Regions from separate parts of the Homo sapiens genome. Here region 1 is linked to region 2. The links are chromatin contacts, found by Hi-C or POLR2A ChIA-PET in ENCODE. All regions are on one chromosome and are shown on one strand. The core of a region is the stretch at or near the end of the contact, and the rest is flanking DNA. Distances in the headings are between cores, read along the strand shown.

Region 1 (7,552 bases), core at 5,000-7,499, 280 kb before region 2:
AGTTACCATGAGGCATACATAAAACATCTTGTAGTTATAATAGTCTATTCTAAGCTGACAACAACCTAATTGCAATTGCTTAGAAAAACCTCTACCCTTTTACTCTCATGACAATTTGTGTTTTGATGTTATATTTTTATATTGTATATTCATTAGCAAATTTTTTACATTTAGTTATTTTAAAATATTTTTGTCTTTTAACCATTATACTAGAGTTAAATGATTTACACACCACCATTGGAGTATTAGAGTATTCTAAATTTGACTATATGCTTTCCTTTACTAGTGAGTTTTATATGTTCATATATTTTCATGTTACTAATTAGTCTCTTTTCATTTCAGCTTGAAGAATTTCCTCATAGCTTAGCTCCCACTTATGAGTGAGAACAAGTGATGTTTGGTTTTTCATTCCTGAGCTACTTCACTTAGAATGACTAGATAATTTCAAATGATCTGTCTTACAGTTCACAGATTTTTGGTCTACTTGATTAAGGCTGCTATTGATGCTCTCTATTGCATTTTTCATGTTATTCATTGTATTCTTTAGCTCCAGAAGTTCTTTTTTATTATTTATCTCCATTGAGCTGCTAGTTTGTATGTTTTCCTTATTTCAGAGTTACCTATGTTCTCTTTGAACTCACTGAGCTTCCTTAAGACATTTATTTTAAATTCTTTGCCCAGCAATTTACAGATCTCTACTTCTTTTAGATCAGTTCCTGGAAAATTGTGTTCCTCTGATGGTATGTTTCCTTGACTTCGCATGTATCTTATAGTTTTGCATTGGTATCTGAGCAATTGATGGAGCAGTTATTCCTTCTAGACTTTATAGACTAGCTTCACGGGAAAAGACATTCACCTGCAGGTTGGTGTGAGGGCACTGACTGGATGGAGTGTGGAAATTATAGCTTTGGGGAAGGCCCAGTATAATCTCCACATGGCTTCATCAGCTGAGGTTAACATTGGCAAAGATTGCAGGATTCTTTAATGGCCAAGGCAATGCATGTCTGCAGTGGTGATGAAAGCAGTTGGGATCTTTGGTGGCTGCTAGGAACCTCTTGATCTCTTTTTCTCCCACAGGAGATGTCATGGTTGAGGGGATCCCTCTTGGTGCCAAGCCCAGCACATAGGCACCCTCACAGTGGCAGTGACAATGGTGTCTGATGCACAAGTGGGCATCTGCGGAGCAGCCACAGAGATAGGGTCTGGAGTGCAGGCACTGTGGACAGACAGCAGCTCCAGGGTCCAGGGCTCTGGCTAGCCCACATTGACAGGAGTTCCAATGTTTGAGATGCAGGAGCCTGCCAAGTGACCATATAGCCAGGGTCCAGAGTGTGAACACATGCAGATAGACAGTGGCTCTGTGTCCAGGGCACTGGCTATACTTTGACAGCTGTGGCTCTAGTGCCTGAGACACAAGCGTATGTGCAACAGCCATAGAGCTAGGTATGGAGTGTGGGCATGTGCAGAGTGTTCGCAGAACTGGGGTCCGAGGTGCATGTGTGTGCAGAGAAATTGTGGCTCTGTGTTCCAGAGCAGTCATGGGGTTGGGGGTAGGGGTGGCAGCCCTGGTCTCTGGTCAACACAAAAGCACATCCTTTTAGACAGTACGCAGCAATGTTTCCCTCTCCTGGAGATCTATGGTGGGATGGCTGTTGGTTACCTCAGTGGCAAAAGCTACTGATGTCCTCTGTAGAGTAGGCCAATGGGGTCAGTGCCAACAAACACTATGGGGTTTTCTGCTGTGGGGGTTGTTGAGGTCCTCAGTGGCTAAGACTACCAAGGTCCTTTAGAGGATAGGCCACTGTGGATCATGATGGGACCCAACATATGGCTGATACACATAACTCATCCCTGTTTGTTTAATCTTTGTTTATGGCCATCTGCAGACATTGCTAAGCCAATCTCCCAAGTGACTTTTTTTTTTCCACTGTGTTCTTGCTTACTGGATTTTTGAGCCCTCCTAGGTCTATTTTTGTTTGTGGATAGCTGTCTAATTGTTGTGTTTTGTGGAAGTATAAAGGCTGGCATCTCCTACTTTGTCGTCTTGCTAATGTCACCCCTAATATGCCTATTTTAAAGTCAACTAGTTAGTAACCCTAATTACATCTACAAAATTCCTTTTGTCTTGTAACATAATGTAATCACGGGAGTAACACCAGGAGTAAATGTCATGGGAGCCACCTTAGAGTTGTGCCTACCATGAAAAAATATATAAATGACCAGTAACACCATGAAAATATGTGTTCAAAATCATTCGTTATAAGGTAGATGCAAATTAAAACCACAATCAAGAACCAGTCCACATGCAATATAAGGGCTAAAATTTAGAAAAAGAACAAGATAATACTAAATATTGGCAAGATTGTGAAGCAAGTGCCATACTTTTCTGGAGGGAATGTAAAATGTTTCAATGACTTTGAAGAACATTTTGGTAATTTCTGTAAAGTTAAATGTATAGTTACCATATGACTCAGCAAATCTACTGCTTAATATTTACCCAAGAGGAAAAAAAAAACAAAACACCTATGTTTACAAAACGGTTCACCGAAACTTCATTCATCACTGCCCAAAACTGGAAATAACCCAAACGTATACAGATAGGTGAACGAATAAACAAACTGCATATTCATACAGTGAAATTCTACTCAGCAATAAAAGGAATAAACTATTCATATATACAACAACATGGATGAATCTCAAAAATATTATGCTTACCTAAAGAAGCCAGACACAAGGGAGTATGTACTGTATGACTCCTTTTATATGACATTTGTGAACTAATCTCCAGTGATAGACTTCAGGTCACTTGTTACCCTAAGTGAGAGACAGTTAGACTGACTAGTTAAAGGCACAAGATAACTTCCTTGGGAGATAGAAATACTTTGTATCTTTTTGGGATCATGGTTATTTCAAAAGACTTTGGATTTTACATGTATCATGGATACTTTTTATTTCATGAAAATTATACTTACAATGTTGATTTAAAAATATATTGTATATATTTCTGAAAGAAACAATGGTTTATCTTCTTGTATTATTTAACACTTCTGGAATGTATTTAATGAAGATTAGAGATAAAATGCAAACAAGCTGTAAGTATTTTAAAATGGAAGGGTACCACTATTTGCAGATGAAATCGTATTTCTGGAAAGTCAAGGTAACAGGGTGAAATAGCTCTGGGATTACTGAGAAGTCTTAATAAAGTGTCTGGATATAAGATAAATATACTTTTTTTGGACAAAATAAATAGTACATCCTTAATAGCAGTACAAAATATTAAAACAAAAATATGAAATTTGTATGATCAATCTTTACAAAATATGCACAGACCTGTATAAATTTAATACTGGGATAAAAGGAAGACAAATAAATGGGAAACTACATTTCTGGGTGAAGAGACAAAGCACTAAAAATATGTTCTTTATAAATTACTTCCTAGTTTTAATGAAATTCCAATAAAATCCCCAAAAGAGAGGAGCTTTGAAAATTTTGAAAAGAGTGAAAAGGGGACTGGCACTGTCAGGGTTACAATATAATTTAATCTCTGATAATCAAATCAGTCTAATCATAGCAATATAATAAAAAATTGAAACAGATCAATTGAACAGAATAGGTAGCCCGGAAACAGATCTTATTATGAACTAATTATGTGTATATGACAAAAGTGGTATTACACCACAATGCAGAAGAAAAAGATTATTCAGTAAATGGTGTTGGTGTAACAAATAAAGTATAAATGCAGATTTTCATCCCATAGTGTATGCCAAAATAAATTCCAAAATCAAATTTTTACTAAAGCCTTTAAACAAATATAAATGAAGGTAAATATTTATTAACTAAAGTGTTCTAATACATTGCAAAGGCAACAAGCAGCAAATTTGCCTACGTAAAATTTCCCTTAGGAGAAAGTTCAATGAAGTGCAATAGACCCTAGAGATCTGACTCATCACTAGCTTCTATGTCTAGCACATAGTGTGTGCTCTAATAAATCTTTACAGAACACATGAAAACTTTTTTCTTACTTTTTTGAAAGGCAGCAGCACTATCATTTTTTAACAATATGACAAATTGGGAAAAATGTGTCATATATGAAGCAGGATTAGTATCCTCTTATTAAACATTTGATTAGTATACTCTTATGAAACATTTATACAAATGGTAAACTTCATTAAGACCCATGAGGTACACAAGTATGTGAACAAACTGCCACAAAAGAGGGGATACAAAGATTAATCAATAGTGGGGAAATGTTGAATGTGAATAACAGAATTGAATATTATCTGTCAAGTTAAAATATTTTTTTAAAATAAAAAATAGCAATATCCAATGCTGGTTTGAGTATAAGTGTAATAGCTCATCTCATACAATTTGGGGGACTTAATACGAACTTCATAGAAGGGTGATTTTGCATTCTATGTTGACAGCCTTAAAAATATCTACCACTTTTGATCCCGTAATTATTTTTCACATAATTTATCTTAAAACATTACTTGTTAGAAAGAAAAAAAGTTTATGAAAAAAGGTCATCATATGATCACAGATATTAGTAAAATTGGGCAAATACATGTCAAACAACGGGAAAATGAATCTTATGGTATAGCCTTTCAATGGAATAGTATATAGCCATTTAAATTATTTTAAAAATTATTCTATATTTATTTAAATTATTTATCTTTATTGTCCCATTAAACAGAGGAGGAAGCTGATACACAGAGGGTTTATGTGACTTGTTCAGTCTCTGAACTAACTAGCAGGATGTGATATCGAGCAGGCTGCCTTCCTAGTCCACACTCTTAATCAATGCACCATACCGCCTGTGTTTGTTAAAACATAAAAAAAAATGTTTTCAGTAGTTTTATGGGTGTGTGTGCACAGGTGCATCTACGGGGGGCTCCTTGATCTCCTCTGTACACTTTCACATCTTCCAAAGTTTCTACAATAAGCATGATTTTTAAACATTGTAAATGACCTTAATGAATTGTAATATTCTTTTATAATCCTCAAGTAAACTTCATTTTGTGTAGTCACACTCAAGAGTTTTCATCTTGGGATTATTGGCACCCCCTATTTCCAGTTCTCTCTCCATAGATGCCCTGGAGAGCCTCTGGCCTCGCGTCCAGCTTGCTCACCCGGCCACCCTGGGCTGCATCCATAGTACCAGGATCCTCACTGTTGAAACGCTCTCTTATTTCCCTGCGCCGCTGCAGACAGCTCCAGGGTAAAGTTGTCAAGCGTTCAAAGGCCACAGGAACGGAGTCTTCGGACCCTCCCAGGTTTCGGCCCCATATGGCCTCGCAGATTCCTAGCGGCCGCGGGTTCAAGTCCCAGCCGCTGACGCAGGTCAGGCACTCACCCGGAAGCGCAGCGACCTTCCCAAGAGTGGGGCGCCGGCGGAGAAATCCCCTGGGACTGGCAGGGCTGGAGTCGGCCTGCATCGCACAGGCCACGAGGCCACCGGTGTTTAGGGTTCAGATCTGGGGACCAGCGCCAGCAGACCGCAGTCCTGCAGCGGCGCCCCTTGAGGACGGCATGCGGAGCCTCAGGGGCAGAAGTCCGCCCGGCTGACCATCCTTTATTAAAATACGACAGTTCCTGAAAACAATGCTTATCTCAAGCTGACTCAAAACTGGCTCTTGAGAAAATCCGGTGTTAATTAAAGAGGGTTGTCGGGGACAAAATTCACGGCTTGTGTTTCGCGGGGGAGTGGTTGTGGGGTGATCTTAATATAAACACGTTATCTCGAGAGTTAATTATGTCTCTGGTTGGAAACAGGAGAAGAGGGTGACTGTTTACGCAGTCCATGGGAATCAGCGTCTCACTTTAGGGGACGGTGGGCAAGGGTCGCCCTTCGATAGCGCGGCGGCTGGTCCACCAGAGAAACCAAGTTTTCTAGGTCGCCGGGGAAAAGCGGAAAATTAGACTTGAGCCAGCCTTGCTCCTGTGAGACATTCGTGCACTCATAACCCAGCAGTGGGTGCCTCTACCTAGAATGAGCCCTTCATTTCCCGGATCCGTTCAGGGGGAAACAGCGAAATCCCCAAATCCGCTTCCTTACGTGGCTAATAAAGGGGTGCTTACAGAGCATGGAAAAACAAAACAAAGAAACAAGAATACCTTGAGTGTTTTGACGTTTGAAAACCCGACTCCGGAGAATCATGGAATCATATTCCAAGTTTCAGTGTCTAATGAAGTTTAAGGGGACGCCTATTACTTGGGTTTGTAAAATCGCGGCGTCGCGCCCGCCCCAAGTCAAAGCTGAGCAGAGCAGGGATGGGGAAGGTCTCCGGCCCCAGGCGCGGCGCGCGGGGCTTCTGCCCAGTTTCCTGCTTCTCAGCCGCGGTGTCTGCCCCGGCCCAGAGCAGTCTGTGCAATTTAGAAACTCGATAGGAGGCAGCAGCTGGTCTCCCACCACCCTAAAAATAATCCGTTCCGGCGCACTGCGTGCTTCGCCTAGGGGAGGAAAACTGTCATCGGAGTAAGTGAATCCGTGTCTTTTACATGAATGCCATTTAAACATTTTTAGGAATAACTGTAAGTTGTCGATTTTGAGCTAACATTTCTGCTATCCAAAAACGCCCTCGCACTCTCTCGCACTTCTCGGCACTTAGCTTTCGCGATCGCTATTTCTAGAATTAAGGGACGAGGCCCGGCTCGAGAAGTGAAGGGGTGGGGATCAGGTTTCCAGTTTTACTTCAAAACTGCCGTCTCCTACTCAAATCAACTGGAAACAGTGAAAGGAGTTATTATTATTAGGAGTTATTATTACCGCCTTTCTTGTAGACAATTCTTGTATGTTCAAGAAGTAGTTTTCTATCTGCTTAATTTTTGTTACTCTTTACTTTTTTTTAGGAGTTCTGCGTCCGGGTTTGAAATTTACATCTTAAGACAGTGTAGGAAGTCGGTGTTTTGAAGGTAGCTCAAGTGCACCGGCAGGGGTTTGAAGCAGCGTGAAGCTATTGCCCAAGGTATTTATTTTTTGCTTTATTTGTTCAGTTTGGGATTTTTTTTAAAATCCCATTGCAGTATCTAAGGAATACCTACTGAGTAATTTCAACATTTCTTTTGGTGTGGGATGGTACTTCACAGCCACTGAAGAGTAAATGGGTGGATTCAGATCAGGCACTAAGTCAGAAGTCAGTGGTCATTTTTGCCAGTGATTTTCCCACTTGGATCTGTCATAGTTATAGCCATGGTAGCTAGCTAACTAGCTATACATCTTCTAGTTTTTATTTCATGAACTAGGGACTGAATAACTTCAAAGAAGTGATTACAGCATTTGTTTTTGCAAGTGACATCCATCCTGAAAATGCTCTAGATGATGATAAAGCCCTAAGTTCTTTAAAATGTCCTGCTTCTCTTTCATAACAGAATTTGGTTAATCTCTAAACGATTAAAGAATGAATCCTTTTATATGTAAGAATGAAAACTTTTATTTAAATTTAGCATGTTTTCTCCAGGTGTTTCCAGCATTTTAAACTCTCTGCAATTGCTATTCGATCAGAACTAACGCTTTCTGCTAAGTGAACAGGAAGGAAGACAAGTTTTCACTTGC
Region 2 (6,936 bases), core at 578-3,077:
ACTATTTGAGAGGGGTAGTATGCTCTCCTGGCATTTAGAGTTACATACTAGAGCATTCACTTTGTTCAATCAGATTAGAACACCTTGTGGCGAGGAATGGAAATGAGGGTAGAGGAGGGAAATAGATACCTCTTTTCATTTTTTCCTACCTCATCTCCAAAGTTACACAGTAATGGGGATGGCAAGAAGAGGAATAAGTGGAAAGATATTTAGAAGTAAAGTCTAAATATCTGACTTGCAAAGTAAGTGAAAAAGAAATCTAGGGTACCTTCTAGATAACTTGCTAGGCTGACTTGGCTATTCTTGCTTCAAACTTGGATTTAGGGTTAATGTAATACTTTTGAGATTATCCTCCAAGCTCTTTTCCTCACCATCACATTTTAATTTGTAATTGGACTGTATCTTCAGTCAAAGTCCCCACTAGCTGAATGATTTATGCTAGGAGAGTTTGAGGCTTATGAATTCTTCTCAACAAACCCTTCTCTTAGTGATTCTTTACTCTGAATTTTTATTGTACTTTAACCAAATTTCTATTGCCACTTATTGTAATTGAAATAGGTTGCCTACTTGTCTGTCTCCAATGGACTAGGAACACCTCAAAGGGCATAATCTTATATTTATGTTTTTTACCAATGCTTGGCACTGAGAATAAACTGAAGCAATAATTATAGAATTAGTGGTCATATACAAGAAATATGCATTTACAAAAAAAAACACTTCACATACAGGAAGTTTGTGAGATGGCTATATTTGAAAGCATTTTAATTATAAGAAAACAGAACTGAAGCCAGACTCTTCAGAATTCCTCCAATTTATCATTCATTCATTTATTCATCAATGCTATATTTAGGTACCAAGCACTGGCTGAGTGTTGAAGACAGAATGAATGACAACATCCAGCTTTGGAGTCGATTAGGGACTAAAAAAGAAAGTGCATCTCACTTAGTGGTCCCACATTTCCCCTAGAGGGCAAAGCCTGACCTTGAGACCAGGTGGAATTGTAGGGGAACTTCAGATGGCAGGGACAAAGCCTCATTGGTCTTGTCAGGCAACGAGTAAGCAATCATTGCGTGTTTGTTGAAACAGGTTGAAAAAAATAGTCATTTTCATCAAATGAACTTTAAAACGGAGATGATCTAAATTCAGATGTATTTTTTTAAGTCCTTTAAAGTTTAACTGAAATGCAACATAGAAATTTATTTCTGGCCGGGCGCGGTGGCTCAGGCCTGTAATCCCAGCACTTTGGGAGGCCGAGGCGGGCGGATCACGAGGTCAGGAGATCGAGACCATCCTGGCTAACACGGTGAAACCCCCCTCTCTACTAAAAATACAAAAAATTAGCCGGGCGAGGTGGCGGGCGCCTGTAGTCCCAGCTACTCGGGAGGCTGAGGCAGGAGAATGTCGTGAGCCCGGGAGGCGGAGCTTGCAGTGAGCCGAGATCGCGCCACTGCACTCCAGCCTGGGCGACAGAGTGAGACTCCGTCTCAAAATAAAAAAAAGAAGGAAAGAAATTTATTTCTATTTGTACTAAATCTAATAGAACAAGAGCGTTAAAGTCCAGAAGAGTCGGGGATGGGCAAGTTTTATAAATAACTTGGCCTCCGCATTGAAGAGCCTGCGAGATGTGAGACCAGCTGAGAGCGGAAGCCTCTGGAAGGAGACCTCCTCATCTGGAGGGTGGGGGAGGGAGTGTGCATACTTGAGCCCTTGTCCTTGAAGGGGATTGAGCGAGCCGAGGGGAGGGGTAGGCGGTACTCGGATTTCCAATCACAATGGAGAAACCTAAGAGGCTGCGGTGGTTGTGGGGCCCCGCCCCCTCCTCCCTCCTTGCAGAGCCGGCGCCGGAGGAGACGCACGCAGCTGACTTTGTCTTCTCCGCACGACTGTTACAGAGGTCTCCAGAGCCTTCTCTCTCCTGGTAGGTTTCGGCTCAGGACCCTGAATCCTGGCCCACAGGCAAGCCTGATGGGACGTGCGGGGTAGTACTTGTATGGGGAGACGCGGGAAGGAGGAAGAAGCACATCTGTCCTCCGCGGCCTTTAGCTCTGAGCATCCGGCCGCGGGCCCTGACTTTGCCGCTCAGTTTGGGGCGCAGGGGGGGCCGTGCCCTGGCGGAGGAGCAGAAGGCAGAGGGTAGCAGCTGCGGCTCAGCGGAGAGACTTGTTGCATTTGCAGCTAAAACCAGGCCCTACTTGTCCTTGGTGGGTTCATGGCGGCCACATCACCCCCACGGCCTGCTGGCGGGAGTCGGGACACGTGCCCGAGTAGCTGGGGGAGGGGGACGGAACCAGGTGGCCTATGAAGGCTGGACGATCTTTACCTCGAATATTTGAATATATTGCCACGGTAATAGAGAAATGCCCTTGCACTCGCTGGGATGAGGAGAAAGGCACCTAGATGACCAGCACGTTTGGCGCTGCACTTATTTTTACCCGGCTCTGACGGTCTTTCCAGGAGCCATGCGCCAGTTCTTTCCTGCAGGGCCTCTTTTCTGGATGCTTAGGGGCTTCGTTTACTTTACCAGCCTTGGGTGCTCCGAGTAAGGAAGTCCTAGACTTGTCCCCACAGACCTTACTCGGGGAGATCTCTAGCTTCTGCATGCCCTCGTGATCTGCTGTTCTTTGCTGCCGGTGCCCTGAGGAAAAGATGGTTTGTGCGCACCGCGAGCAGTACAAGCTGCAGTAAGGGCCTGGGGAATGGGGGGAGGGGAGGAATTCAAAAGCAAAACCTGAATTTTTAAAAGATTACGGTGAGAAAGATTCTGCAAAGAAGATCTTTGTTCCTGAAATTAAGGCGCTCCTTTATTTCTAATGATTTATATCCACAGCAGTGAGGAGACATAAGGGACCAAGACTCAGAGATTTTTACCGTTTGTCGTTCTTGTTCCTTACAGCCTGCACTCTGATGTTGGCACAGGCCTGTATATCATGCAGACCATTTTCTTCTCATTTCTTAAAACTCTTTTTAAGGAAAAATTGAAGAAAAGCACTTTCTCCAGAAATATCTGAAAGAAAATCTGGTTCGAGCCTTTAAATTGTACTTCCTGAAGTTTTCTAAATTAAAAGGTCTATCAGAACAACGAATCTGTATTTATATAGCCACTGTTTCTTCATTTTCATTTTCCACTGCTTCCTGGGCCCCCTGTATACCAAAACGGTCGTAAACAGACCATCTAACAACAATAAACTTAAGTGCAGAACAACTATTCATGTGTGTCGTCCTTCAAAAAGAGATGCAGCATTCTTTCTTCTGAGCCTGTTTAAAATGCAGGCCATGTCTGAATTTATTTCATTTTAAGGTCATCTATTTGTGGAGGCACTTGCACAACATTGCATCTTCTCTCTTTAACGTCCACTAGGAAACTGTAAATGTGATCTGTAAAGGCGAAAGAATCTCCTTTTAATTTATCCTTACAGATGGGAGGAAATATTTTTTGGAAAAAAAACTATAAGATAAAATAGTTGTTACACAGTTGTCTCCAAATTCAGATGCTTTATTCCAACTTTGAGTCCTGCTAACTCTTACTTTACGTATACAGTTAATAGACTAGACTTATTGCTTAGTCCATTGCAGATTAGAATTAAAAACTAGACTGGGAAGCTCTGGTACAGTTTGAGACAGGTATGGTGACCTCAGATGCGACATAAAAAGTAAAAAACAAGTGAAAATCATGGACATTACAATGGGCTACTACAATTATAAGTAATAATTGTGAAGAAAAGGCTTATTTGCCATCTGTATTCTCTGTTCAAGAAGACAGGGTGGTATATATTTAGTGTACTATAAATTGCCATGGAATTGATGTTTATTTCGATAAGTTTTGCTCTTTTTTTCAGTTATCTAGAAAACACATCTGGTTATCTGATGGCACAAGTACATTTGGTGTTACTGTACAGATCGTTCATTTTCCAACAGGTTTCGGTTTTGTTTTTTTTTTTACATTTTAGGGGTCTTTAGTTTGGATGGTTAGACAGAAACTGTTTCAGAGACTGATAGTCTCCTAATGTGATCCCCTGAAACGACAATGTATTAAGTGTCTATCTACTTTCCAAGAAGCTTCTTAGGTGCCCTAAAAGGAATTCAGGTTGATATTTTTGCAGACTTTGAATAAAAATTATTCATTGCCATTATATTGTCACTATGTATTAAGTATGCATTCTATGTCCAGTACACTGTAACACATTTTATGTGAGACAGAGTAGAAGAATCAGTCCCTATCTTCCAAGAATGATAACCATTAGTAGTAGAAATTATGTTCATAATTGGCCATTTATTCTTTTTATCCAAGCTTAAGTATGAGTCAATACTAGACCCAAACTTAGTTTACATAGTTACATATACATTCTTAATAGAGGAAACAAACAAATTAGCTAATTTAAACAAATGTTCACAGGTTTTTAGCCAGAAATATTAACAACCTACTAAATACTCACATGGAATCATAGGCTGAAGGAAGAAATCCAATTCTAATGGGCTTCATGAAAGTTTTTACCTTAATGAATTCTTCCATTAAATGGGTCTCATGGTTCTTTTTTTTCTTTTTTTCCTTTTGAGACGGAATCGCTCTGTTGCCAGGCTGGGGTGCAGTGGTGAGATCTAAGCTCACTGCAACCTCCACTTCCTGGGTTCAAGTGATTCTCCTTCCTTAGCCTCCTGAGTAGTTAGGACTACAGGCTTGCACCACCATGCCCAGCTAATTTTCTTTTTTTTAGTAGAGACGGGGTTTCACCATGTTGGCCAGGATGGTCTCAATCTCTTGACCTCGTGATCCACCAGCCTCTGCCTCCCAAAGTGTTGGGATTACAGGCATGAGCCACCATGCCCAGCCGGGTCTCATGGTTCTTTAAAATATATTCTGCTTTCTAGAATATCATTAGGCTCATTTTAAGTTGTACTTCAGTTCGAAATTGCAACAGTAACATTTTAAGGATGATTTCTATTTGGATTTCATATGCAGATATACGTGTAATGTTTTGATTCTTTCCTTGCAGTGCAAAATGGCAACTCTTAAGGAAAAACTCATTGCACCAGTTGCGGAAGAAGAGGCAACAGTTCCAAACAATAAGATCACTGTAGTGGGTGTTGGACAAGTTGGTATGGCGTGTGCTATCAGCATTCTGGGAAAGGTACATTTCAAGAACACCATAGATGATAGAGAAGTTCAGCATGTATACACAGTTTCTTTGGGCACCTTGGAATTTTATTATATCTTTAAAAGATTTCTTTTTTTCCTGAGCAATTTGAAGTTGTAGATGTAATCCCACTTCACTTTCAAATATTTAAGCATGTATCTCCTAAAAGAATTATATTCTCCCTATGTGACCATAAATAGTTACTACACTTAGAGAATTTAACACTGATGCAATACTATCATCCAGTATACACTATTAACATTTAAAATTCTCCATGTTGTCAAAATCATGCCGTTTATAGCTATTTTCACCTCAGTCCAAGATCATGTGTCTCATATACTTACGTCTCTTCATTCTTTAAGCTGGAACTGTTACTCAACCTTTCTTTGTTTCTTGTGTCATTGACATTTTTCTAGCATCCAGGTGAGTTCTGCAGAATGTCCCTCAATTTGTCTGTCTGATGTTTTCTTGTAATTCAGCTCGGGTTGAATTTTTTGGGTGGGATTGGAACTAGGTGATGTCATGTCCTTCTTTGTGCAGACCATCAGGAGACACATGATGTTCAACTTGTCTCATTACTGCTGAACTTAATCCCCTGGTTCAAGTGGTCACAGCAAGCCTTCTCCACTGCAAAGATCCCTTTCCCTCTTTTAATTAATAAGTAATCTGTGCCATGCATGGCTTTGTGAGGTTGTGGGAATATTCTGTTATGCCCCTGAAACTTTTACCTAATGGTTTTATTTTGAAATGATTTCAGATTTACAGAAAATTTTTAAGAATGGCAAGAAAATAAAACTTTCATAAATAATTCACCTACATTTACCAATTCTTAACATGTTGTTATTTATACTCTCTCACCATATATACATACATATATGTGTATATATATATATGTGTATGTTCATAGGTAGATTTATAGATACAGAGATCTATAGAAATACATAGATGTCCATGACGTATTTGTCTATATCTATCTATAGATGGCTGGAACCATTTGAGAATAAATTGCAGATATTATGCCCTTTACTTACATGTCCTTTAGAGCAGCAGTCCCCAACCTTTCTGGCACTAGGGAACCAGTTTTGTGGGAGACAATTTTTCCACAGATGTGTGAGGGGATAGTTTTGGGATGAAATTGTTCCAGTTCAGATCATCAGGCATTGGCTAGATTCTCTAGATTCAGTACTGGCTCGTGACCTGGGTGTTGGGGACCCCTGTTTTAGAGTACGTTTCCTAAGAATAGGACATATTCTGAGATCATCAGTGCAATTATCAACATCAGGAGATTTAACACTAATACCATTCTATTATCACCTTCCACTTCAATTTTTCTTACATACCTCCATAGGCTTTTTGCCTTACCTCATATGTATCCTTTGTAGTTCAAACCACAGTTAAGCTTTCTTTAGTTCTCGAAGACTTGAGGAAAGAAGCCCTTTTCTTATTTATTTCACTGAATGGATTCCTTATTTCTTCTGATGGCTGCCTTAAATGTAGAAACAACAACAAAAATGCTGCCTTGCCTTCAGGAGAACACACTGTCCCTTTGTATCATATGTAAAGGCTGCCTGAATAACCCCTAACCAAGCCATGTCTTTTTTCAAAATTTAAATTCTAAAGCAGCAAACTGAGTCTTTACTAAGAAACAGTTATCAAAAAAATAAACTAAAAAACGTAGTGCACACCCATGAACATTTTATCCTTTTGCATTTGCTTCTAGCTAGTTTCAATTGACTAGGTAACTGTCATTTAGGATAGCAGCTCCCTATCCTTTTGCATTTCCTTCTAGCTAGTTTCAATTGAC

The links. Hi-C counts contacts between places; a loop is a spot of excess contacts on that map. ChIA-PET counts read pairs that join two places held with the same protein, here RNA polymerase II (POLR2A). Pooled maps may share reads with other maps.
Region 1: a loop to region 2 is called in a pooled map, with 3 times the contacts of the local background. The contact joins the promoter of ABCC9 here to the promoter of LDHB in region 2. A Hi-C loop is called at or near these places in 1 of 37 single-sample maps with no recorded cell type and 4 of 50 pooled maps. POLR2A ChIA-PET finds 5 or more read pairs at or near these places in 2 of 52 experiments (OCI-LY7 and WTC11).

Annotation. Positions count from the first base shown.
Region 1 is chr12:21,940,123-21,947,674 of GRCh38, reverse strand. It overlaps ABCC9 (ATP binding cassette subfamily C member 9), which reads left to right and starts at 6,249. Exons shown (of 40, transcript NM_020297.4): 1 at 6,249-6,475; 2 at 6,850-6,965. RefSeq lists an enhancer at 5,839-6,816.
Region 2 is chr12:21,652,733-21,659,668 of GRCh38, reverse strand. LDHB (lactate dehydrogenase B) reads left to right here and starts at 1,827. Exons shown (of 8, transcript NM_002300.8): 1 at 1,827-1,918; 2 at 4,992-5,126. The coding sequence starts at 4,998. RefSeq lists enhancers at 1,346-1,525, 1,400-1,928, 1,906-2,155, 2,186-2,275.